Linked DNA regions of Homo sapiens: region 2 is linked to region 1. The links are chromatin loops, found by intact Hi-C in ENCODE. Cell type or tissue: breast epithelium. All regions are shown on one strand. Links, peaks and the distances in the headings refer to the core of each region. The heading gives the core; the rest is flanking DNA.

Region 1 (13,022 bases), core at 2,939-10,938:
GGCTACTCCACATTACAGATAATTTGCCTTGATAAAATCAGCACTAAACAATTATTTTTACTGAATAGAAGCAAATAGATAGATAAAACAATGAATAAAAAATAAATGTACAAATACATTTCATCTAGGGATATTAAAAGAAATTGTATGTAAGACTGCAGAAACACTGCTAGTAGCTGAGTCTTAGGTATCTTCAGAGGATTCAGTGGTTTCATTTAAGAGACCACATGCTCTGTCATTATGGTAAATAGAAAGGCCTTTGCATCTGATTTGAGAAGAATGTGGGGACAGGTGTCATAGTGCTCACTTCTCCTTGACTCATAGCAATGATAAAATTTGCCACTACACCAGAGAATCCAATATTTAAGGAAACAGATGACACCAAAATCTTGCTATGGAAGTGTGCTTTTTGCTTTGAAACAGACATTGCTTTGTTTCTACTTTCTCTATAATTCCTAAATCTTGTGCTTTCATTTCCCCTTAAAAATATTTCCGTAAGTCATTTTGTTCATAGGTTGTGTATTTCATGTAAAATTTTTAGGTTTTCAATTCATCAGTTTAACCCTTAATCACTTTAACCTGTCTAATTTTAATAGTTTTTTGGAGATGTAATTCACATACAATAAAATTCACTCATTTATAGCGTACAATTCAGTGTTTTTAGTATATTCATAGAGTTGTGAAACCATCACAGCTAATCAAATTTTAGAACATTTTAATCACCCCCAAAATAAACTTCCTAGTAATTAGCAGTCATTTCCAATCTCTGCCTCCCCGCGACCCCCAACAAACACACCACATAAATATTAGGTGATCACTAATCCCTCTATGGATTTGTCTATTCTGTACATTTTATATAAATAGAATAAATAGAATTACACAATCTACAGTATTTTTTGACTGGCTATTTCATTGAGTATAATGTTTTCAAGATTTGTTCATGCTGCAGCATGTATCAGTACTTTATTCTTCTTCATAGCCAAATAATCTGTTGTATTGATGTATCATATTTGTTCATGCATTTATCAGTTGATGGACATTTGCTTTCAATTTTTGGCTACTTTGAACAATGCTGCTATGCACATTTGTGAACAGTTTTTTATGGATATGTTTTCAATTCCCTTGGGTGAATACCTAGGAATGGAATTGATGGATCATATGGTTACTCTGTGTTTAAATTAACATTTTAAAGAATGTTAAACTTTTTCAAAACATCTATACCAGTTTACATTCCCACCAACAATGTATGAAGGTGCCAATTTATCGATATAATTACCAATACATTGTATTCATTGTGCTTTTTATTTTAATTCTATTAGTGCATCAAATTGTATTTTATTGTGGTTTTGATTTGTATTTCCCTAATGACTAGTTATATTGAATATCTTTTTATGTGTCTATTTATTGTCCATTTGTATATATTATTTGGAGAAATGTTTATTTAAGTCCTTGGATCGTTTTTAAGTGGGTTATTTACTTTTTATTATAAAGTTGTAGGGCTTCTTTATATATATCCTGAGTACGAGCCTCTTATCAGATTAGCAAATACAGTCGTGTGCCACATAACAATATTTCAGTCAATAGCAGACCATGTATATGACAGTGGTCCCATAAGATTGTAAAGGAGCTTAAAAATTTCTATTGCTTAGTGATGTGATAGCCATCATAACATCATAACCATCATAATATCTTAGCACAATGCATTACTTCACGTTTGTGATGATGCTGGTGTAAACAAACCTACTGCACTGCCAGTCATGTAAAAGTCTAGCACATACAATTTTCTGCAGTACGTAATGCTGAATAATGGTAATAAACAACTATATTATTGATTTTTGTATTCACCATACTATACTTTTTATTGTTATTTTAGAGTATGCGCCTTCTACTTAAAAAGAAAATGTTAACTGTGTGTCTTAGTCCATTTGTGTTGCTATAAAGGAATACCTGAGGCTGGGTAATTTATAAAGAAAAGAGGTTTATTTACATCACAGTTTTTCAGGCTGTACAAGAAGCATGGCACCAGCATCTGCATCTGGTGAAGGCCTTAGATGGTTTCCACTCATGGCAGAAGGAGAAGGGGAACCTACATACAGAGATCATATGGTAAGAGGAAGCAAGAGAGGGGGAAGGTGTCATTCTCTTTCTGAACAATCAGCTCTCAGGGGAACTAATAGAGTGAAAACTCACTCATTACTATGGGCACCAAACCATTCATGAGGGATCTGCCTCCATGACCTAAACACCTCCCACCAGGCTCCACCTCCAACACTGGGGATCACATTTCAACATGAGACTTGGTGGGGCCAAACAAACCATATTCAAATCACAGCACTGTAAAACAGGCTCAGGCAGCTCCTTCAGGAGTTATTCCAGAAGAAAATGTTGTTATCATAGGATATGAAAGTTACATGCATGTTATTGCCCCTGAAGACCTTCCAGTGGAACAAGATATGGAGGTGGAAGACAGTGATATTGATGATCCTGGCCCTTTGTAGGCCTAGGCTAATGTGTGTGCTTGAGTCTTAGTTTTTAACAAAAAAAGTTTTAAAAGTAATAAATAAATAAATTTAAAAATTAGAAAAAAGCTTATAGAATAAGGATAAAAAGAAAACATATCTTTGTACAGATACACAATGTGTTTGTGTTTTAGGCTATGTGTTATTACAAAAGAGTCAAAACGTTAAAATTTAAAAGTTTATAAAGTAAAAAGTTACAGTAAGCTAAGGTTAATTTATTATTTAAGAAAGAATAATATGTTTTTATAAATTTACTGTAGTCTAAGTGCACAGTGTTTATAAATTCTAGAGTAGTGTGCAGTAATGTCCTAGACCTTCACATTCACTCACCACTCACTGATTGACTCACGCAGAGCAACTTCCGGTCCTGTAAGCTGTATTCATAGTAAGTGCACTATACAGTTGTACCATTTTTTATCATTTATAGCATATTTACCATACCTTTTCTATGTTTAGATATGTTTACATACACAAATACTTTCCATTGGGTTACAGTTACCTACAATATTCAGTATATTCACATGGCGTACAAGTTTGTAGCCTAGAAGCAATAGGCTACAACATATAGTCCAGCTATGTAGTAGGCTATACCATCTAGGTTTGTATAAGTACGATCTGTGATGTTTACTCAATGACAAAATTCCCTAATGATGCTTTTCTCAGAATGTATCCCTATTGTTAAGTGATGCCTATTTTTTTCAATTCTTACATGGTCTTTTTACTTTCTTGATATCATTGGGAGCACAAAATTTTTTAATTTTCGTGAAGTCAAATTTATTTATAGTTTCTTTTTGTTGTTATTTCTGGTGTTTATATCTAAGAAAACATAGCCTAACTCAAGGGAACAAAGATTTGCTCCCATGTTTTCTATTAAGAATTGCACAGTTTTAGCTCTTATATCTAGGTCTGTGATCCATTTTTAGTTAATTTTTGTGTATGGTGTGAGGTAAGAATCCAACTCTATTCTTTTGTATGTAAGTATCCAATTATCCCACCACCATTTGTTGAAGATACCATTCTTTCCCCATTGAATGGTTTTGGCACCCTTATTGAGAATCACTGAACACAAATGTATGAGTTCATTTCTGAGCTCTCAGTTCTATTGAATTGATCGATATGCCTATTTTTGCATCAGTATCATACTGTTTTAATTACTGCAGTTTTGAAATAAGTTTTGAAATTGAGAAGTGTGAATCCCTCAATCTTTTTTTTCTTTTTCACAATCATTTTGGCTATTTGGGGTTACTTGCAATTTCATATGAATTTTAGGATTAGCTTTTCCATTTTTTGAAATAAAGCTATCAGGATTTTGATAAGGATTGCATTGAATCTCCAGACTGCTTTGGGTGGTATTGCCATCTTAACAATATTAAGTTTTCAAATCCATGAACATAGCATGTCTTTCTATTTATTTAGGTCTTCTTTCACTTCTTACAGCAATGTGTTGTAGTTTTTATCACAGATGTCTTGCAACTGCTTGGTTCAATTTATTCCTAAGTATTTATTCATTATAATAAATTAATTGTTTTCTCAATTTCCTTTCAGGTTGTTCATTTCCAGTGTACAATTGATTTTTGTGTGTTGGTCTTATGTCTTGCAACTTTGCTGAATTCTTTTGTTATTTCTAATAGATTTTTGTAAGGATTTCATTTACATGAGATCATGTCATCTGTGGATAAAGATAATTTTGCTTCTTTTCTTTCAAATTTTGTTGTCTTTTATTTTTTCTCACTGATCTGTCATGATCTTTCAGTACAATGTTGAATAGAAATAACAAGCATATACATCTTTGTCTTAGTCCTGATGTTAGAGGCAAAGCTTTTAGTTTCTCACCATTAAGTATGATGTCAGCTTTGAGTTTTTCATAGATAATCTGTAACAGGGGGAAGAAGTTCCTTTCCATTCTTAGTTTGAGGAGTGCTTTCATTATGAAAGTATGCTGAGTTTTTTTCAAATGCTTTTTTCTTTTTGCATTTACTGAGATTATAATGTGTGTGTGTGTCTTTTATTCTATTAATATCATGTATTACATTGTTTAATTTGTATGTTAAACTAACCACGCATTCCTGGAATAAAGCCTATTGGTCATGTTGTAAGTTCCTCTTATATGTTACTGGATTTTAGTTTCTAATATTTTGTTAAGAATTTGTGTGCCCCCATTCCTAAGAGATACTGATTTTTAGTTTCCTTTTTTGGGGGGTGATGTTTTTATTTGTAGATTTCTCTCTCTCTTTTATTTATTTATATATTTATTTTTGATGTCTGCCTGGATTTAGTATCAGGTAATTGTGGCCTCATAGAATGATTTGAGAAGTGTTCTCTTTTCTTCTATTTTTGTGGAAGAGTTTGTGAAAAAATGGTGTTGATTATTCTTTAAACGTTTTGGAGAGTTCATCAGTAAACCTATTTGAAACTGGACTTTTCCTTGTGAGAAGTTTAAAAAATTACCGATTCAATTTCTTTAGTTGTTATAGGTCTATTCACATTTTCTATTTCTTGTTAAGTCAGTTTCAGTAATTTGTGTCTTTCTAGGAATTGTCCATTATATCTACGTGTTGAATTTGTTGTCATACAGTTGTTGATAATACTCCTTTATGATCATTTTTATTTCTATTAGGTCAATAATGATTTATCATCTTTCTTCCCTCATTTTAGTAATTTCAGTTCTATTTTTTTCTTAGTCAGTCTAGTTAAAGGCTTGTAAATTTTGTTGATCTTTTGAAAAAAAAACAGCTTTTAGGTTTCTTGATTTTCTCTATTGGTTTTCTATTTTATATTCCAATCATAACTGTTTTAATCATTATTATTTTTATCCTTCTTGCTTTTGGCTTTTTCCTCCTCTCATTGGAATTTCTTAAAGCAGAATGTGAGGTTATGATTTGAGATCATTTTTAATGCAGGCGTTTACGGATATATATTTCCCTCTAAGCACTGCTTTGATATTTAGGTATGTTGGCTTTTCATTTTTGTTCATCTCAAATTATTATAGAATTGTACTCATAATTTATTTTTCATTTCATTCATTATTTAGGAATATGTTGTTTAATTTCCACATATTTTTTGATTTTCAAATTTTCTTACTATTGATTTATAATTTAATTTATTGTGGTTGTAGAACATAATTTATATGATTTCAATTCTTGTAAATTTATTGAGGCTTCTTTTATAGCTTAACGTATAGTCTATTCTGGAGAGCGTTCCATGTGTGGCTTAGAAGAATGTATTTTCTGCTGTTTCAGAGTGAACAGAAAATGTTAGGTTTACTTGGTTGATAGTGCTGTTTTGTTAAGCTTTTCTAGATAGACCTGCAAAATGGGTCACATAGTTAGGATGTTCTGAGAACAGGACTTTTAAGAGCTCCAAATTCAGTTTAATCGCCCTAGTAAGGCTGCTGGTTTTCTCAGCTACCATAGTTGTGAGGCTACTCATTCTCATGACTATGTGGAACTGAGGAGATGGGGATGGAAGTAAGGAAAACTAAAATGCAACAAAGACTGTTATTCTTATCAAGGTCCAGCAAATTTTTCTTGAATTAATGCTTCTCAGATTGTTGCAAGCATTTGGTTAATTTCTAGAGTTATGAAAATATTTATTTTAATAAATTTTGCCAATATTGTAATTACTTTTATGGAGGAGTAGTTTTGCAGAAGTCCTCACTTGCCTGATCCAGAAGTCCCTCTCTCATAACATATGAATATTTAATTTAGTTTTATTAGTTTTAACCATTTATCCTAATTATGTATCTTTGCCTCTTATATTTTTATTTTTTTGACACTCCTTTATCTTCTCCCGTTTTAAACTTTTAATCTGACTAGTTCTAAGCTTTTATTTTAAATGTGTCCCTTTTCCACTTTTTTAGTAGTCAATATTAATCTTTATTGGAATCATCTCTCAATTTAAAGAGCTATCTATTTTAATTCATTTTATTTTTCACTTCTGATTAATAATATATACTTTCGATGTTATTAATATTGTCTTTAACTTTTTTCTCTGTATTTTTTCTTTCCTCCTCTTTTCCATATTCATTAATTTTATTATTTGTGTTCTTAAGAGCTACTGAAAGTTTAGCTGCAGGAGTGGTAACACAATTGAAAATTCACCCCACAAATTGGGGAGAATATTGTACTAGGTTTGTGTGTGCATGTGTGTGTACCTTCTATGTTTTCTACCCCTCAGCCTTGGAAAGTTGCAAGGAAGCTAGCCATCTACCTGGGGCTGTGAATAAAGAGTTACCCAAGAGAAAGTAGAATCTCAGGCTTATACAATACATGGTATAAACTCTGCATGCACACTTACAGAAGATAAAGTAATTGTAAATGAAGAAATTAATTTTAAAGCCTTATTTGGAATCAGTGAGGCAAAGTTGCTACTGGCTTTCAAGGAATCAGGAAGTTATATTTAGTAGTTGTAATAATTTCCTAAGTCTGATATAACAAAGTATCACAGACTGGGGGTTTAAAACAACAGAAATGTATTCTCTCAAAATTTTGGAAGCTAGAAGTCTTAAGTGGAGGTATTAGCAGGGTTGGTTCCTACTGGAGAACAGATGTTCAATGAGTCTCTCCTAGCTGCTGGTGGTTGCCTATAATTCTTGATGTCCCTTGGCTTGTACATACATCTCCAGTCTCTGTCTCCATTTTCACATGGTATTCTCCCCCGTATCTCTTTACATTATCTTCCCTCTGTGTATGTCTCATTTTTCTCATCTTAACATCAGTCACTGGTAAGGCCCACTTTAATCCAATATGAGCTCATCTTAACTTGATTACATCTGCAAAGACTCTATTTCTGAATAAGGTCACATTCTGAGGATTGGGTGAACATGAATTTTTAGGAGACATTCTATCTAGTATAGTAGTCAAGAGATGCAGGAAACCGTTACTGATGCTCACAACTTCCTGCAGCACCTTGGCAAAAACACGAGCTAAGAATATTCTATCCAATCAAATTGTGTTTGAAGTATAAAAAGATAAAGACAAATAGTTTTTATCATGCAAGAACTCAGAGAATATCTTTGCCATGAATACTTACTGAGAAAACTACTGGAGGACAATCTTAAGTCAAAAAAATGACCAAGGAAATCCTAGAAAAAGAAGTCACAGTAAATTTTAAATATATTTAATAGTAGAATCAAGACTAAAACTCATAGGGGTATAAAGTATAAAATAGAATGTAAAAGTTATGTATAATAAGAACGGGGAAATCATACATGTGGGAGATTTTGTCAGTGTCCCATTTGTATCACTACAGCCTTACAATTTCAGTTCATTATAGCTGATTTCCATCTACCAATATATGCGTCTTTTTCCTGAGGGCAATGTTCAAGAAGTGCCAAGAAATTAAAATCCCCCCAAGGAGAAACTCTCAACAAATGATTGATTGGAGTTCATGAATAAATACGCTAGATTCCTTGATCCTTGTGTTGGAGGACTTTTCCTTAGTTCAGCTGATGACGGGGTTCTTTGTTCCATGGCCACGAAAATTCAGGCTCACAGACAATTTGAATGATGAGTAAGACAGGGTTTTATTGGGTGTAAAGGAAAAAAAGGGGGAACAGGGACTCTGCAAGGCCAGAGTTCCTGCTAGAGCACTTCCTGCCCACAGATTGAATCCCAGGTTCCACACAGGAAGAGGAGGTACCAGGCTCCTCCCCGCTGCAAATGGCACAAACTTCCAAAGGCCCCACCCCAGTGTGCAAGCCAGTTAGGGTTTTCTGGGGACCTCCTCTCACCTGGCTGTCTCACTTGGAGAGATACCTCTAAGGCCTGTGTATTACAGTCTTTCCCAGAATTTTCTCACAAGATTAAGCTTCAGTCACTCACAGAGATAGCTGGTTTAATATTTCTTTTATTGATTGCTTTGTCTTTCTTTCTGTGTGTTTCTTTACCTTCCTACTGGTGTTTTTGGACTTTCACAAATAAAGCAATTACACTTGAATTATTGTCTCGTAGTCTGCCTCTGAGGAAGCCCAAATTAAAATAACTACCCAAAATTGATTGAGAGGAGGAAAAAAAAGGTAGAAAGTATTGCACATATCTAATTGCTTTGTCTGTAACTGATGGGAGTCCAAGGAGATAATTTAAAGTTGCAAATGAAGTCATAAAAGCATAAGCATAATTAAATGGCAAACCTAAATGTAACATAATTAACTAAAATTGAGTAGTAGAGGTAAAGCAAGAAAAGGAGGATGAAGAAGAAATAACTTTATCATTGCTCGGGTTCAAAAAATAATAGATATTTTTGAAGAAGGAGAAGATTAAGAATATTATATAAATTTACAGTTATAGAGCTAAAATGGTAACGTAGGGCCTCCAAAAACTCTCTCCTCCATAAAAACAATGAGAAAGAACTGGCAAAAATGATCATAATCTGCTTTTTCAGGACTCTAGAAATTAACTAAAAGCATTCAGCAACCTGGGGAATGTTTATTCAAGAAAAATGGTTAGTTCTTGGTAAAAAATAGTGAGCTTTAGGGAATTTAAACTTGTCTTGGTTTCATTCTCTGCTTTCAAGATTTGCAGTATGGAAAAATAACATTCTCCATTAATGGGGAAAAATGGCAGCTACTGAAGAGAGGAGAACAGGGATGAATCTCATTCAAAGTCTCAGCCAAGAATTGTCCATATGTGGCCTGCCTCTTAGATTCCTGGAAGGCCATACTTGCAAGCTGTCTGTATCTTACCTGATTCACAGATTACCCGGAGTGAATAGCCTTATCCCTGGGGATATTTATCAAAAAGAAATTACAGGCAATTGCTTAACTTCTTGGCTGCTTGAGGCAGTAGATAACAGAGGAGCAAAAATAGACTTATAAGAAAGCTGGAAAGAAGCAGCTGATGAGTGTGATTTCATAGGGGCTTTCAAAAAGTTGTATATTTTTGAATATCTAGAAGGCCAGGCATATGCCTAAGGCTATTTGCATGCCCAGGGCTATGCACATCCTCAAGAAAGACCTGATAAAGCCCTAAACTTTCACCCCTGGCTGACCTTGAGGCTCTGCACAAGCCAAAAGTAAAGGCTAATGCAGAACTGTAAACTGCCTAGCTGAGTGTTGAAGGTATATCCAAACACATAAGCAGAGCTTCTCAGCAAAGACTAGAAGAGATTTATTGGTCTCAAATATGTAATACTTTTTTTTTTTTTTTTCTGAGATGGAGTCTCACTCAGCCACCCTGGCTGGAGTGTAGTGGCACGATCTCGGCTCACTGCAATCACTGTCTCCCGGGTTCAAGTGATTCTCCTGTCTCAGCCTCCCAAGTGGCTGGGATTACAGGCACTCACCATCATGCCTGGCTAATTTTTATATTTTAGTAGAGACGGGGTTTCACCATGTTGGCCAGGCTGGTCTTAAACTCCTGGCCTCAGGTGATCCGCCCGCCTCGGCTTCCCAAAGTGCTAGGATTACAGGCATGAGCCACCATGCCCAGCTGAAAATTTTTGTCCATTCATTAGTTGACTACTAAATTAACCAAGTGGAGACACCAGTGACCACACATGACAAAGATACAGACTTTACAGAAGAGTTCAGAAAAGTCACTAAACAATCAACAAAAACTGTAAATAGAAACAACAGACCCTAGGGAGGAAAAAGAATCTGATTTTCAGAGTTGCCACATTATGTTCCTTCAAAGTCCAGATTTCAAGCACAAACAGTATGAGACAAGCAAGAAAGGAAGAAAATATGACACATACACAGGAAAAACGCAATCAATGTAAGTCATCCCTGAGAAAACCCAGATATTTCACTTACTACACAAAGGCTCTACATCAGCTATTCTAATATGTTCAAAGAACTAAAGGAAGCCATGTCTAAAGAACTAGCAGAAAGTACAAAAATATCACACCAAAGTAGCAAATATTAATAAAGAGACAGAAATTATAAAAAGAAACCAAATAGAAATTCTGGAGTTGAAAGGTAAAATCACTGAAATAAAAAATTTATTAGATGGGATAAATTGTAGATTTGAGAAGACAAAGTAAATAATCAGCAAATTTGAAGACAGATCAATTGAGATTATACAGTCTGAGAAACAGAAGGAAGAAAGAAGAAAGAAAAATGGGCCTGGCACAGTGGTTCATGCCTGTAATCCCAGCACTTTGGGAGGCCAAGACAGGAGGACTGCTTGAGCCCAGGAGTTTGATAGCAGCCTGGACAACATGGCAAAACCCCATCTCTACAAAAAATGGAACTATTAGCTGGGTGTGGTGGCATGTGCCTATAGTCCCATGTAGTCAGAAGGCTGAGGTGGCAAGATTTTTTGAGCCTGGGAGGTTGAGGCTGCAATAAGCTGAGATTGTACCACTGCACTCCAGCCTGGGTGACGGAGTGAAACCCTGTCTCAAAAAAAAAAAAAAAGAAAAGAAAAGAAGAGTGAACAACAGAGCATCTGAAACCAGCGTACACAGAATGAGAATCCCAGAAGGAGAGGAGAGAGAAAAAGGGGAAAAATAATATTTGAAGAAATAATAAGCAAAAAAATTCCCAAACTTGATGAAAAAACAATAATTGACATATCTAATAAGCTCAACAAACTCCAATTAGGATAAAGTCAAAAATATCCACACAGAAGAACATCATAATTAAAGTGTTGGAAGACAAAGAGATAATCTAGAAAGCAGCAAGAGAAAAATGACTTATTATATAGAAAGGATCCTCAATAAGATTTCTTATCAGAAACCTGAGAGGCCAGAAGATAATAGGATGACATATTAAAAGTGCTGAAAGAAAAAGCCTGCTAACCAAGAATTATATGTCTGGCAAAACTACCCTTCAAAAATGAAAGAAAAGATAAGACATTCCCAGGGAAATAAAAACAGTGAATTTATTTCTAGCAGACCTGTCCTATAAGAAATACCAAAGAGTCCAAGAATGATATACAAATGGCCAATAAGCCTGTGAAAAGATGCTTAGCAGTATTGGTTATTTAAGAAATGCAAATCAAAATCACAATGGGATGCCACTTCATACCCACTCAGATGGCTAGAATCAGTAAGTCAGATAATAAGCATTGGCAAGGATGTGGAGCAATCAGAGCCCTTATACACTGCTTATGCGAATGTAGAATGGTGCAGCCCCTTTGGAAAACAGTCTGGTAATTTTTCAAATAATTGAACATAGAGTTGCCATATGACCCAGCAATGCTGCTCCTACATACCCAAGAGAAATAAAAACATATAGTGACAGAAAAACTTGTACATGAATGTTTGTAGCAGCACTATTCAAATAGCCAAGAAGTAGAAACAATCCAAATGTTTATCATCAAATGAATGGATAAACAAGAGATGGCATATCCATACAATGGCCTACTATTTAGCCATAAAAAGGAATGAAGTACTGATACTGCTGCAATATGGAGAAACTTTAGAGACATTATGTTAAATGAAATAAGCTAATCATGAAGTACCACATATTATATGATTTCATTCATATGAAAGTCCAAAATAGGAAAATCTATAGAGGTATAAAGTAGATTAATGATTACTTAGAATGGGGGAGTAAGTACGGAAATAGGTGAGTGCTGAGTAAATGGTAAGGTGTTTTTTTTTTAGGTGATGAAAATGTTCTAAAATTAACTGTGCTGATGGTTGAACATATCTGTGAATACAGAAATGCAACTGAATTGTACACTCTAAATGGGTAAGTTGTGTAGTATGTGAATCATACTCGATTAAAGCTGTTAAGAAAAATGAAATACTAAAGGTAATCCTTCAGGCTGAAATGAAAGGAAAGTAGACAATAACTTGAGTCCACATGGAGAAATATTGTGGACCAGTGAAGATTCAGACATCAATCTGTTCTTAGCACTACCATGCTTTCAGAGCATTTTAATGAGCATCTTCTATACACTAAGTCCTGTGTTGATGAGACTGGCAATCCCTGCTGCTTTGGAGCTTTTAGACCAGACATTGAACACACCCTTTCCCTTGTGGTGAGTGCTGAAACAGGGATGGACAGGGAACTATAAATTATTAGCTCTAGGCTAGAGCCTTTTCATACATCAGTTCATGAATTCTTAATACTCCCATGAGGCAGGGGCTGTTGACATCTCTGAAAATTTAGTTTCCCCATCCGTGAAATTAGCTCAAGAGATTTACCCCAGGTCTTAATTCAACAGAGGCAAAAGCTTTATTTTTAATAGAAAAATAGACTAAACTTATTGTGGTTTTGATTTGCATTTCTCTGATGAAGTAAAGATAAAATCTATGCGGGACTTATTGCAGAAGCTATTACACATTAGGTATTTTACAAAATGATTCCTTAGTTCTGTTGTGTCTTGTATTACTTGCTTTTTCATAAATGCTTATTTTTTAACCTTTTCTTCACAATAAATTTCTCAACTTCTTTAAAAAGAAAAGAAAATAGACTAAACTCAAAATTCCAGTAAGTTAATTATTATGTCACACCATTTCAATTTAATATTATGCAGGCATTTTAAATATAATTATTAAGACTATGTGGAAACGTGGCATAGAGCCCTTTACTGGTATTCTGACACATTAAAT
Region 2 (13,022 bases), core at 1,615-9,614, 110 kb before region 1:
CCATGATGCAGCAAGAAGGCCCTTTCAAGACGCTGGCACTTTGATCTTAGACTTACTAGCTTCCATAACTGTGAGAAATAAATATCTGTTTATTAGAAATTACCTAGTCTATGGTATTCTGTTACAGCCGTGCAAAACAGACTAAGACAGGGTGTGACTTATAAGTGGGCCTAAGAGGTAAGAGAGAAAGCTGAGCACTTACCCAAGATCCAAGCACAGACAGAAAGATTCTCTACTGATTCATAACATACTGCAGGCATCAGAGAATGGAGCTCTTGAGACATTATTCTCTCTCAAAAGAGAGATAGCAAGTAGATAAACAGTCCCAAATGGTTGTTCACCTTTATTCCTTAAAGAAAAAAAATAAGGGTTACACATAAAATGAACAATTATAAACAATCTGTAGACTGGAAAAAAAAGTCCTGTAGATTTTCCAGCTATGTAGGTGTTTCTAAGATCATGTTTTTGAAGCAAGAATAAAAGCAATGGATATAAATTCTACTTTTACCACTTACCGTAACACTAAGTCCTTTTGGAGTTCTCAAATCTTAGGACCATTCTTTATTTTATAATGGAAGGATCATATTTCCACTTCTGGGCAGGATAGAGTAAGAGGGACTAGATTTATATTCCCACCTGAAACAACCACAGAAACAAAACAAAATATGTGAAACAACTACGTTCAAGTAACTGGAAATCAGACCGCGAAAGATAGCGAGTCTTGAGAGATGGAAACAAATGAAGTAAAACTTTTGATTGCCACAACTTACCATTTTGAGAGGGTTTACATGCTGTGGTGCAGAAAGGGGAACCTAGACAAAGCCTGATGGTCTCACTGAGTGGAGACAGAGCTGAATGTCTGGGGAAATCAAGGCAACTAGAGATAGCTGGGCAGAGTACCAGAGAGGAGAAAGGTGCATAGAGAGAGGGACCTGAAGATTTTCAGAGCATTCTGCTCAAGTGCTTAGTACAGTATTGATCAAAGCACATGTATAGATAAAACACCTGAGGCTGGGGAAATACCCATAGATAGACAGATTTACAGATAGCAGTCTGGCATTCACGCTGAGCCAAGAATAGTGTGTTATCACCAACCAGGCTGAAAAAGTCACAACTTGTGGGGCACTGGGTAGAGTACTCAGGAAGTTCTTGCCTCAGTAGTGGGGAATAATTAGCTCTGATAGAACACCACACCAGACTTATCTAACAAATCTTAAAAGTGCTACCTGAAAAGACTGAACTGTTTCCAAATAACCTAATTGTATCCCTGAATAAAGCTTAAGAACACATAGGAATAGAAAAATATCCAGAACGCTAAAGAGCATGTGGTACATACACACCATGGAATACTGTGCAGCCATAAAAAAGAATGAGATCATGTCCTTTGCATGGACATGGATGGAGCTGTGGGCCATTATACTTAGCAAACTAATGCAGGAACAGAAAAACCAAATACCACATGTTCTTACTTATAAGTGGGAGCTAAATGGTAAGAACACATAGACACATTGTGGGGAACAACACACACTGGGCCTGTTGGAGTGTGGAGGGTAGGAGGAGAGAGGGGATCAGGAAAAATAACTAATGAGTACTAGGCTTAACACCTGGATGATGAAATAATCTGTACAACAAATCCCCATGACACGTTTACCTATGTAACAAACCTGCACTTGTACCCCTGAACTTAAAATAAAAATTTTTTAAAAATCCAAAACCCAGTAAAATAAAGCTTATTATAACTGGCATCAAATCAAAGAAAAAAAAAAGCATGAAAGAAAGCAGGAAAAAACATTCAGAATGAGGACAATCAATTGATCAAATCTAACCCAGACCTGACACAGATGTTAGAATCAGCAGATAAGTACTCTAAAATAGTTACTATTACTGTATTCTACATGTTCCAAATGTTAAGTAGAAACATAGAAGATATAAATAATGCATGAGAAAACATAGAAAGTGCCATGAAAATTATGATGTCTGAGATGAAATACATACACTGAATGAAATTATCAGAAGATTAGAAATGGCATAAGTAAAAATTAGTGAACTTTAGAACATAGCAACAGAAACTGTCCAAAATGTAAAGCATAGAGAAAAAAGATTCAAGAAAAAAAAGGAAAGGAAAGGAAAGGAAGAGAGGAAGAGAGATTCAGTGAGCTGTGGGATAACTTCAAGCAACATAAGAGATATGTAACTGGAGTCCCTAAAAGAGAAGAAAGGAGAGAACAGGAAAACTTTTTGAAGAAATAATAGGTATAAGTTTTCCAAATTTAATGAAAACTATAAACGCAGAGATTCAAGAAGCTCAAAGAACCCCAAACACAAAAAAAAGGTAAGGAAACTATTCCCAGGTGCATCATAATCAAATTAGTCAAACCCATTAATAAAGCGAAAAATTGTAAAGCACCCCCCAAAAATAAGATATATACAGAGAAATAAAGATCCAAATGACATCACATTTCTTGTCAGAAGCAATGCAAACTTGAAGACAGTGGAGCAACTTCTTTAAAGTACTGGAAAATAGTAAACTGTCAACCTCTAATTCTATATTTGGTCAAAACTAACTTTCAAAAATGAAGGCAAAGAAAGGCTTTTTCTGAATTAATATTAAAAGAATTCATCAACATTGGACCCACAATGTAAGAAATCTTAAAGTCCTTCAAGCAGAAAAAAAAAATGATACTAGAAGGAAATATGTATCTATGCAAAGGAATGCAGAGCACTAGACATGGTAATGTGGTAACTACCTGGGTAAATTTATAAAAATTTTGTTCATAATTTAAATATATTGAAAAGATAATTGATTATTTAAACAACAAAACCAACCAACAAACAAACTGAATGTATTATGGAGTTTATAACATATGTATAAGTAAAATGTATGACAACCATAACATAAAAGATGAGAGGAGAAAAATGGAACCACACTATTGCAAAGTTTTCATCCTATATATGAAATGATATAGTATCACTTGAAGGTAGACTGTGATAAGTTAAAGATGCATAGTATAAACACTAATGCAATCATAAAACAATAAAATAAAATTATAGCTAATAAATCAACAAAGGACATAAAATAAAATGTAAAAATAATAAAAAGAGGGAAGAAAAAGAGGGAAAAAGGGAACAAAAAGCAGATGGGACAAATAGGAAACAAATAGCAAGATGGTAGATGCAAACCAAGGAATGTCAACAATCACATTAAATGTAAATGCTCTAAAGATCCCAGTAAAAGGCAGATTGTCAGATTGTAAAAAGAGAACAAGACCCACTTGTACACCACCACCAAGAAACACAATTTAAATATCATGATACGAATCAGTTAAAAGGAAAAGGATAATGAAAGAACTTTATGCTAACACATTAGTCAAAAGAAAGCTTTAATGGCTGTATGATAATAAAGTTGATTTTAGGGCAAAGAATATTACCAGGGATAGAGAAGATCATTTCATAATGAAAACAGTGTTCATGCATCAGGAGAAAATATTGATCCTAAAAGTTCATTAACCCAATAAAAGAGTTTGTTTGTTTGTTTGTTTGTTTGTTTTGAGACGGAGTCTCGCTCTGTTGTCCAGGCTGGAGTGCAGTGGCACGATCTTGGCTCACTGCAACCTCTGCCTCCCGGATTCAAGCAATTCTCCTGCCTCAGCTTCCTGAGTAGCTGGGATTACAGGCGCCCACCACCATACCTGGCTAATTTTTAAATATATTTTTAGTAGACATAGGGTTTCACCAAGTTGTCCAGTCTGCTCTTGAACTCCTGACCTCAGGTGATCCGTCTGCCTCGGCCTCCCAAAATGCTGGGATTACAGGCATAAACCACCACTCCTGGCCAAGAGTTTTAAAGTTCATGAAGTAAAAACTGATATAGCTGTAAGGAGAAATAGACAAATATACAATTATAATTGAGGATTTTAATAGTTCTCTCTTAATAATTGATAGAACAAGTAGACAGAAAGGCAGCATGAATATAGAAGACTTGAACAACACTATCAAACAACTTTACCTGACTGACATTTATAGAACAACCCACTCAATAAGAACATCAAAAAACCTCTCTTTCAAGTAAACAAGAAACATTTATCAGCTGGACCATATTCAGGGATATAATACAAGTATCAATACATTTAAAAGTATTATAGGCCGGGCACGGTGGCTCACGCCTGTAATCCCAGCACTTTGGGAGGCCGAGGCGGGCGGATCACGAGGTCAGGAGATCGAGACCATCCCCGCTAAAACGGTGAAACCCCGTCTCTACTAAAAATACAAAAAATTAGCCGGGCGTAGTGGCGGGCGCCTGTAGTCCCAGCTACTTGGGAGGCTGAGGCAGGAGAATGGCGTGAACCCGGGAGGCGGAGCTTGCAGTGAGCCGAGATCCCACCACTGCACTCCAGCCTGGGCGACAGAGCGAGACTCCGTCTCAAAAAAAAAAAAAAAAAAAAAAAAAAAAAAAAAAAAAAAAAAAAAAAAAAAGTATTATAAGTAAGTCATACAAATTAAGTTCTCTAATGAAAATAGAATTAAATTAAAAATCAATAACAAAAAGATATTTGTAAAATCTCCAAATATTTGAAAACTAAATAATGTAACACACTCCTAAATAACACATGGATTAAATAAGAAATAAAAAGAGAAATTTTGAGATATTTTATACTAGATGAAAATGAAAACATAACATAGAATTTATGGGCCGCTGCCAAAGCAGTACTTAGGGAGAAATTTATAGCATGAAATTCATATATTGGAAAAGAAGGTCTCAAATCAATGACCTCAGCTTCCATTGCATAAAAAAAAAAAAGAGCAAAATAAGCATAAGAAAGGAGAAAATAAAGATCAAAATTTATATCGACTAAAAAGAAAACAGAAACAGAAAAGAAAATCAATAAAATCAAGAGTTCAGGAAAAAGAGAGACACGATACAAATTACCAACATCAGCAATGAGAAAGGTGATATTACAGATCCTGTATATATTACAAAGGGAAGAAGGGAATATTATGAATAACTCTATACTAATAATGTCAACTTAGATGAAATGGAAATATTTATTGAAAGACACAAACCACAAAAACTTACTCAAGAAGACATAGAGAACCTGAATAGGATTAACTATTAAGAAAATTGAATTTGGAACTTAATACCTTCCCGTGAAGAGAACTCCTGGCCTAGATGGCTTCACTGATAAATTCTGCCAAATACACAAGAAAGAAATAGTACTAATTTTATACAACTCTTCACAGAAATTGAAGAGGAAGGACTACTTTCAAACTGGTTCTATGAGGCCAATATTACGCTCACCCCAGAGCCAAACACTACAAGAAAAGAAAACTACAGACCAATATCTCTCATATTGCATTAACATAAATACAAAAATTATTAGCCAAATTTTACTAACAATATATAAAGAGGACAATGCATTATGACAAAGTGAAGTTTATCCCAGGAATTCAGTTTTGGTTTAACGTTTGAAAATGCGAACAAACTTACGAACTTCACCATATAAACAAACTAAAAACTAAAGGAAACCACATGATCATTTCCATAGAAATAAAATTCACTCGACATAAGTCAACACATGTTTCTGATAAAAAAATAAATAAAAGTAAAAAACTCTTAGGAAACTAGAAATATAAGGGGACTTCCTCAACTTGATAAAGGGAATTGTGGTAGGCAGACTCTAAGATAACTTCCAATGATCCCTGCCTCTTTTGTAATCCCTTCCCTGATTGTAGGCTAAACCTAGTGGTGACTCATTCATTTTTTTCTCTCTCTCTTTTTTTTTTTTTTTTGGCAGAGTCTCCCTCTGTTGCCCCGGCTGGAGTGCAATGGCAAGATCTCGGCTCACTGCAACCTCCACCTCCCGGATTCAAGGGATTCTCCTGCCTCAGCCTCCCAAGTAGCTGGGATTACAGGCATGTGTCACCACGCCCAGCTAATTTTTGAGACGGGGTTTCACCATGTTGGCCAGGCTGTTCTCGAACTCCTGACCTCAATTGATCCGCCCACCTCAGCCTCCCAAAGTGCTGGGATTACAGGCGTGAGCCAATGTGCCTGGCCGATTCACTCTTTATGATAGAATTCTGCAAAGTGATGGGGTGTCACTTCTGAGATTAGCTTGCAAAACGAGTGTGGCTTCTATCTTGCTTGCTGTCACTTGATCTGAGGAAAGCCAGCGGCCAAGGTATGACTTCCCTATGGACAGCACCATGTGGCAAAAAACCGAGAGTCCCCTGGCCAACAGCCAGTGAGAAACTGACACCCACAATCAGACAGCCTGTGAGAAAATGAATCCTGCCAACAACCACATGAGTGAGCTTGGAAGCAAATCTGCCCTGAACTCAGACTTCAGATGAAACAAAAGCCACAGCTAAGACCTTGATTACAGCCTTGTGAGAGACTCTGAGGCAGAGGCACCCAGCTAAGCCATGTCTTAGCTGGGATTCCTGACCTACATAAACTGTGAGATAATAAAAGTTTGTTAAGTTGCTATGGGTTTGGTTTGTTTGTTTTTTAATTAACTTATTTATTTTTTATTTTTGTTTAGATATAAGACCTCACTCTGTCACTCAGGCTGTAGTACAGTGGCATGATCCAGGCTCACTACAGCCTCAAACTCCTGGGTTCAAGTGATCCTCCCATCTCAGCCTCCCAAGTAGCTGGGACTATAGGCGCATGCCAACACACTTGGCTAATTTTAGAATTTTTGGTAGAGACAGTCTTAACATGTTGCCTTGGCAGGTCTCAAACTCCTGGCCCCAAGCAATCCTCCTGCCTTGGCCTCCCAAAGCACTGGGATTACAGGTGTGAGCCATTACTCCCAGCCTAAATTGTTCCTTTAAGGTAATTTGTTATGCAGCAATGGAAAATGAATATAGGCATAGCACGTGCAAAAAAAAACTACCACTAACATCATACTTAATAGTGAAAGACTACATGATTTCCCCCTAAGATCAGTAACAAGAAAAAAAATTTGCTCTCACACCTTCTATTCAACATTGAGTTAGAGTTCTAGCCAGTATAATCAAACAAAGAAAATTAATAAATGTCATCTAGCTTGGAACGGAAGAAATAAAACACTTTTTGTTCTTAAACAACGTGATAATCTGTGTAGAAAATCCTATTGCAGCTACAGAAAAAAAGCTACTAAAACTAAAACCCAAGTTTAGCAACTAAGTTTCAGGATACAAGTTCAATATACAAAAGTCATTGGTATTTCTATATATAGATGGTCCCTGACTTATGATGGTTTGACTTACAATTTTTTACCTTTAGGATGGTGTGAAAACAATCTGCATTTAGTAGAAAACAGTATGATAGTCTACCACAATGCTGGGCAGTGGCAGCGAAACACAAATCCCAGTCTTCCGTGCAAGAGTGAGGGTAAACACCCAATGTTCTAAAGTGTACTGTGTTGCCAAATGATTTTGCCCAACTATATAATGTAAGTGTTCTGAGCATGTTTAAGGTAGGCTAGGCTAGGCTATGATGTTCGGTAGGTTATGTGCAGTAAATGCATTTTCAATTTATAATGAGTTTATTGGGACATACACACACTGTAGATTGAGGAGAATCTGTACTAGCAACCATGAGAAATTGAAGTTCAATAAACAATAACCTTTATAATAGCATCAAAAATACAAAACAGATAAATCTGGAAAAAGATGTGAAAGACTTGTACACCAAAGATTACAAAACATTGCTGAGAGAAATTAAGCAAGAGACTTGGTATCATTGAGATATGAATTATCCTTAAATTGATCTATAGATTTAACATAATTGTAATCAAAGTCTCAGCAGGCCTTTTTAAATAGAAAATGAAAATTAGATTCTAAAATTTATAAGAAAATGCAAGAGACCTCAAATGGCCAAAACAACTTTGAAGAGCAACGATTTTGGACGAATTATAGTACCCGATTTCAAAATTTATTATAAAACTGTAGTAATCAAGAGAGTAAGAGATTAACATCAAGACAGACAAATAGATCAATGAAATAAAAAAGAGTTCAAAAATAGACTCATACATATATAGACACCTGATTTTCAACAAACGTGCAATGGCAATTCAATGCAGAAAGATAGCATTTTGACAAATAGTGCTGAAACAATTGGATAGCCTTATGCAAAAAGAAAAAAACTTTGGTCCATAATACCTCATACCATATACAGAAATTAATTCAATATTTATCCTAAACCTAAATGTAAAAACTAAAACTTCAAAACTTCTAGAAGAAAATCTTTGTGACCTTGGATTAGGCAACGATTTCTTATATACCATATCAATACCATGATCCATTAAAAAATTGATGAACTGGACCTCAGCAAAGTTAAAAACATTTGCTCTTCAAAAGACACTCCTAAGAGAATAAAAAGAGAAACCACAGACTGGGAGAAAATATATACAAAGCATATGTCTGACACAATACTTGTACTCAGAATATATAAAGAACTCTCAAAATTCAATAATAAGAAAACAAATGACCAATTAAAAAATGGGCAAAATATTTTGACAGACACTTCACCAAATATATACTGATGACGAATAAGCACACAAAAAGATGCTCAATATAATTAGCCATTAAGAGAATGCAAATTAAAACCACAATTAGATACCACTACACATCCATTAATTTAAATTGAAAGTACAAAGACTGATGACCAGACCAAGATTTGGTGAGAATGAATAGGAACTGAAACTTTCATAGCCTGCTGCTGAGAATGTAAAATAACGTATAATAATAATATGTTATAATAATATAAATGTTAAACATATACCTATCATTTGATCTAGCTGTTTTCATGTGTATTTACCCAAGAGAAAATAAAGCACATGTTCATACAAAGACTTGTAAGAATGCTCATAGCAACTTTATTTGTAACAGCTCAAAACTGGAAGCAACTCAGATTTCCATCAACAGATGAATATGTCAACATCGTGAGATTTCCATACAATGGAATGCTACTCAACAATGAAAATGAATGAACTGTGATACATGCAGCTGTATGGATGAAACTCAAAATAATTATGCTGAGTGAAAACACACAGACTTTCTCCATCCAAAAAAAGAGTACATAGTGTTTGATCTTATTAATCTAAAATTCTAGAAAATGCCAACTAATCTATCTAAACAAATTATCTAAACAAACTAAACTAATCTATGGCAGAGAGTAGATCAGTGGTTGCTTGGGAAAGGGCACAAGGAAACTCCCGGGGGTGATGTATATTGTGCTAATGATTTCACAGCTGTATACATATGTTAAAACTTATCAAATTATTTTAAATATATGCAGCTTATTCCAATTATGTCTCCACAAAACTATTGGAAATGGAAGACAAAAAAAACCCTGTAATGATTATAACTCTTACGTGAAAAGACTATTACAATGATGAAATTAAATACTGTATACTCAATGACTTTGGAAATAAACTGTACAATGTGAGCTGCTGTTATTTTCTGTGCATATTCTTTATCAATTTAAAGTGTTGATGATAAAGTTTACTTATACAAATTTTCACAAGACTTTTCTTGCTGTGTGAGGAGTATGCCTGCAATGATTATACCACGTATGGTAATTTTAGTTCTTTTAAGCCTAGTTTGGCATAAATCAGCATTCATTTGCCAGAACATGACATGTATTAAATCTTTCTTCCTCCCTATCTTTTTGTCTTTCAATCTTGACCCTGATTACCTTCCAGATGCTCTATGAGGATAGCTGGGAGCATTATTAGGTTCATCATTTATTCAGCATATATAACCAGCTATTTAAAAATTTACTGCAGAGATGCATATCATCATTGAAGTTAAAATAAAACACACTAAGTATAAGCTCCATTTTTCAAAGGGCTTATCCAATAAGTCAAACCAGAGAAAGTAGAAAGCCTGGTTTCTAACTGCAAAATCAGGAAAAATATCTGTGCCTTGTCCAATCAAATATTTGAGGCCAAGCAAACTCCTTGGGAAAGCTTAATTCTTTTTATAAAGCAATTTATGAGTTTAGGGCTAAAATGTTTTAGGAGCCTCATTGCTAAGCCAGAGGAATCAATATTTTTCTGTTAACAGGCAAGCTGTCACATAAACAAATCAGCTGAAAACCTCCATTTAGCAACTCAGGAAAAATGCCTGCTCCAGAGGCACACCAAAGCCAGTTCTTTGCTCTATTTTGGTCTCCTAAGCTGGGCCAGCAAAAACCTCACCAGTTTCTGTTCTAGTGAGTATACGTATCACTGTTCTACATCTATTTAAAAGATTCTAATTAATTTTGCTAAATAAAGTGTTTTAATTTATTGATTCAAGAACAAAGATTTTCTCTGTTATTTGGGAAAGGGGAGTTTAAGGCCTTATGTTAGTTCCATTTATTATGTCCTTTCTTCTTCTGGAGTTACGAATGTGATAGATCATAAAATCTCCTGGCAAGGCTGAGCTCATAACTTTTAAGATTTGGAGAGGAAAAGAAAGACCCCATGACTAAGACAACTACTTTTCTTAGGGCTTCCCATTTGCAGGGGTATTTCACTGTCCATGTACTTCACTGTCCATGTTATTATTACTTTTTGCCTTTCTGAATCCTAAAATAAAAGAAGTGCTTACAATCATTTAATGGAAATAGGAGTGAATGCTGTTAAGATGTGCTACGTGGTGCTGAGCAAATCTTTGACTTATCATCATGCTATGCTAAGACCTTCTCCCAGTTTGAATAAAGTGAATAGTCATTCATTTAAGCAACACCAAGTCAGCCAATTCTAGGCACCAAGAATTGTGCTAGGTGCTAAGGATCAAACAACCTTTAAGATGTTGTTCTTTCTTTGAAAGGAAATGATATGTGAATGTAACATATTTCATGTGTGAGCTGAGGTATAAAATGTGATACACATACATCCTTTTTGGAAACCATTTACTGCATAAAGCAAGATATTCCTCTGTGTGTGTATTCATGTGTATGACAGGTGTGTGTCTTTCGGCTTTTTGTTATAGCACAATACTGATAAGGAATGTGTCAGGTAGCATTTACCAAAGTTGGTCATGTACCACCTCCATCAGAATCACATGGAAGTGCTTGGGGAAAAAAATGGTCTTGGGCTCCACTCCAGTTCTAATTATCAGAATCTGGGAGGTAGGACCTGGGAATCTGAATATTAATTCAGTTCCTAGGTAACTTGGTACACATCAAGTTTTAAAAAATGCTGCTGGAATGGGAGAAAATGTTCTCAAATTAGGCATCCGACAAAGGCCTAATATCCAGAACCTATAAGGAGCTTAAGCAAATTAACACAAAAAAACTAAGAACCCCATTAAAAAGCAGGCAAAGGACATGAACAGACACTTCAAAAGAATACATACATGTGGCCAAAAAGTATATGAAAAAATGCTCAGCATCACTAATCATTACATAACTGCAAATCAAAATCACAATGAGATACCATCTCACACGAGTTAGAATAGCTACTATTAAAAAGTCAAAAAATAACAGATGCTGGTGAGGTTACAAAGAGGAAACTCATACACTGCTGGCAGGAATGTAAATTAGTTCAGCCATTATGGAAAGCAGTTTGGCAATTTCTGAAAGAACTTAAAATATAACTGCCATTCTACCCTGCAATCCCATTATTGTGTGTATACCCAAAGGAATATAAATCATTCTACCATAAAGACATGTGCACTATTCATAATAGCAAACACATGGAATCAAGTAAATGTCCTTCTACGGTAGACTGGATAAAGAAAATGTGGCACATATACACCATGGAATACTATAACTCCATAAAAAAGAACAAGATCATGTCCTTTGCAGCAACATGGATGGAGCTGGAGGCCATTATATTAAGCGAACTAACACACCAACACAAAACCAAATACTTCATGTTCTCACTTACAAGTGGGAGCTACACATTGAGTACACATGGACGCAAAGGAAGAAACAATAGACACCAGGGCCTACTTGAGGGTGGAGGGTGGGTGAAGGGTGAAGATCGAAAAACTACCTATCAGGTACTATGCTTATTACCTGGGTGACTAAGTAATCTGTACACCAAACCCTCACGACATGCAATTTGCCTATATAACAAAACTGCACATGTACCCCTGAATCTAAAATAAATATTAAAAGTAAATAAATTAAAAATAAATAACAATTTTAAAATAACCATTTTAAGAAGTGCTGTATGAACAAGTTACAAGAATGATATCAATTTTTAAAATGTGAAGGTGGCCTCTTGGATATAATGAGAGAAAAGTACAGATGGTCTCCCACAACTCCTGAAAAAGGCATACAAGCTTCGTTGTGTCCATGGTGGCTCAGGGTCACTACCTCTGAAATAGCAGTGTTATCTTCCCAGGGAGGAAAATAAATGTTTGCTAGGGGAAAGTTTGACCAGCAGAGACAGGCAGTGGGAAGAAAAGGCTAAGTACTCAGGAAATTAGTGCTTGGTTCTCACTCTGCTTCTACTGCCCACTGGTTTTGTGAGATCAGAAGAATCATTTCTCTGATTGTTACTTTTATTTTTTTAACGGAAGGCAAAAATTACATAAATACACTTTTGCCACATATAATATAAATCAGTGCCTTCCCTGCCTACCTGTTTAGGTCACTGTGAGGTGCCAAGGAAATAAGACATGGCAGTCACTTGAAAAGAATAAAGGGTTTAACAAATGCAAAGTATTCAGCTTATTCTCCCGTTACCATTTCTCCTTCTGAGAGTATCCGAAAGCAAAGTAATGTCCTTTCTATTTGGCTCATAAGTGGGAGATCTAGCTGGCTTTCCTTTACCTCTAACTTTCAAAGACTAAGTAATAGCTGCCCCTACTGTCCCTTCTCCTCAGTCCTGAAGCAACCACTGGAATTCAGAGGAGAGACCATTGTGGTAGGATTCTTGGAGCAAAGGCCACATGAGAGGCCCACTGTCTATGCCTTCCTCAACATTTAATTTCTCTTTTAATAGACGAAATCTGTGAGCTCCGAACCATTGGGATTATTATCCAATGTTTATACTGAGCATAAGAAACCTGTAACTCGTTGCCATGGCAACAAG

What was found. Hi-C counts contacts between places; a loop is a spot of excess contacts. Peaks named below come from ENCODE experiments on the same cell type or tissue, not always from the same donor. Only the 100,000 strongest peaks of a DNase experiment are listed, where the experiment ranks them.
Region 2: it touches region 1 in a loop (6-fold over the local background); 1 of 110 quality-filtered maps calls a loop at or near these places.

What each region holds. Positions count from the first base shown.
Region 1 is chrX:42,837,696-42,850,717 of GRCh38, forward strand. No RefSeq gene overlaps it. Among named protein-coding and RNA genes, the nearest start is that of PPP1R2C, 66 kb to the left of the region's middle. In breast epithelium, for the core only: no CTCF peak of the experiment used is centred there; no DNase peak of the experiment used is centred there; H3K27me3 peaks cover 1,706 bases.
Region 2 is chrX:42,726,419-42,739,440 of GRCh38, forward strand. LOC105373186 (a long non-coding RNA gene) reads right to left here. Exons shown (of 3, transcript XR_002958821.2): 2 at 516-636; 3 at 208-349. Among named protein-coding and RNA genes, the nearest start is that of PPP1R2C, 45 kb to the right of the region's middle. In breast epithelium, for the core only: no CTCF peak of the experiment used is centred there; a DNase peak (open chromatin) is centred at 6,233.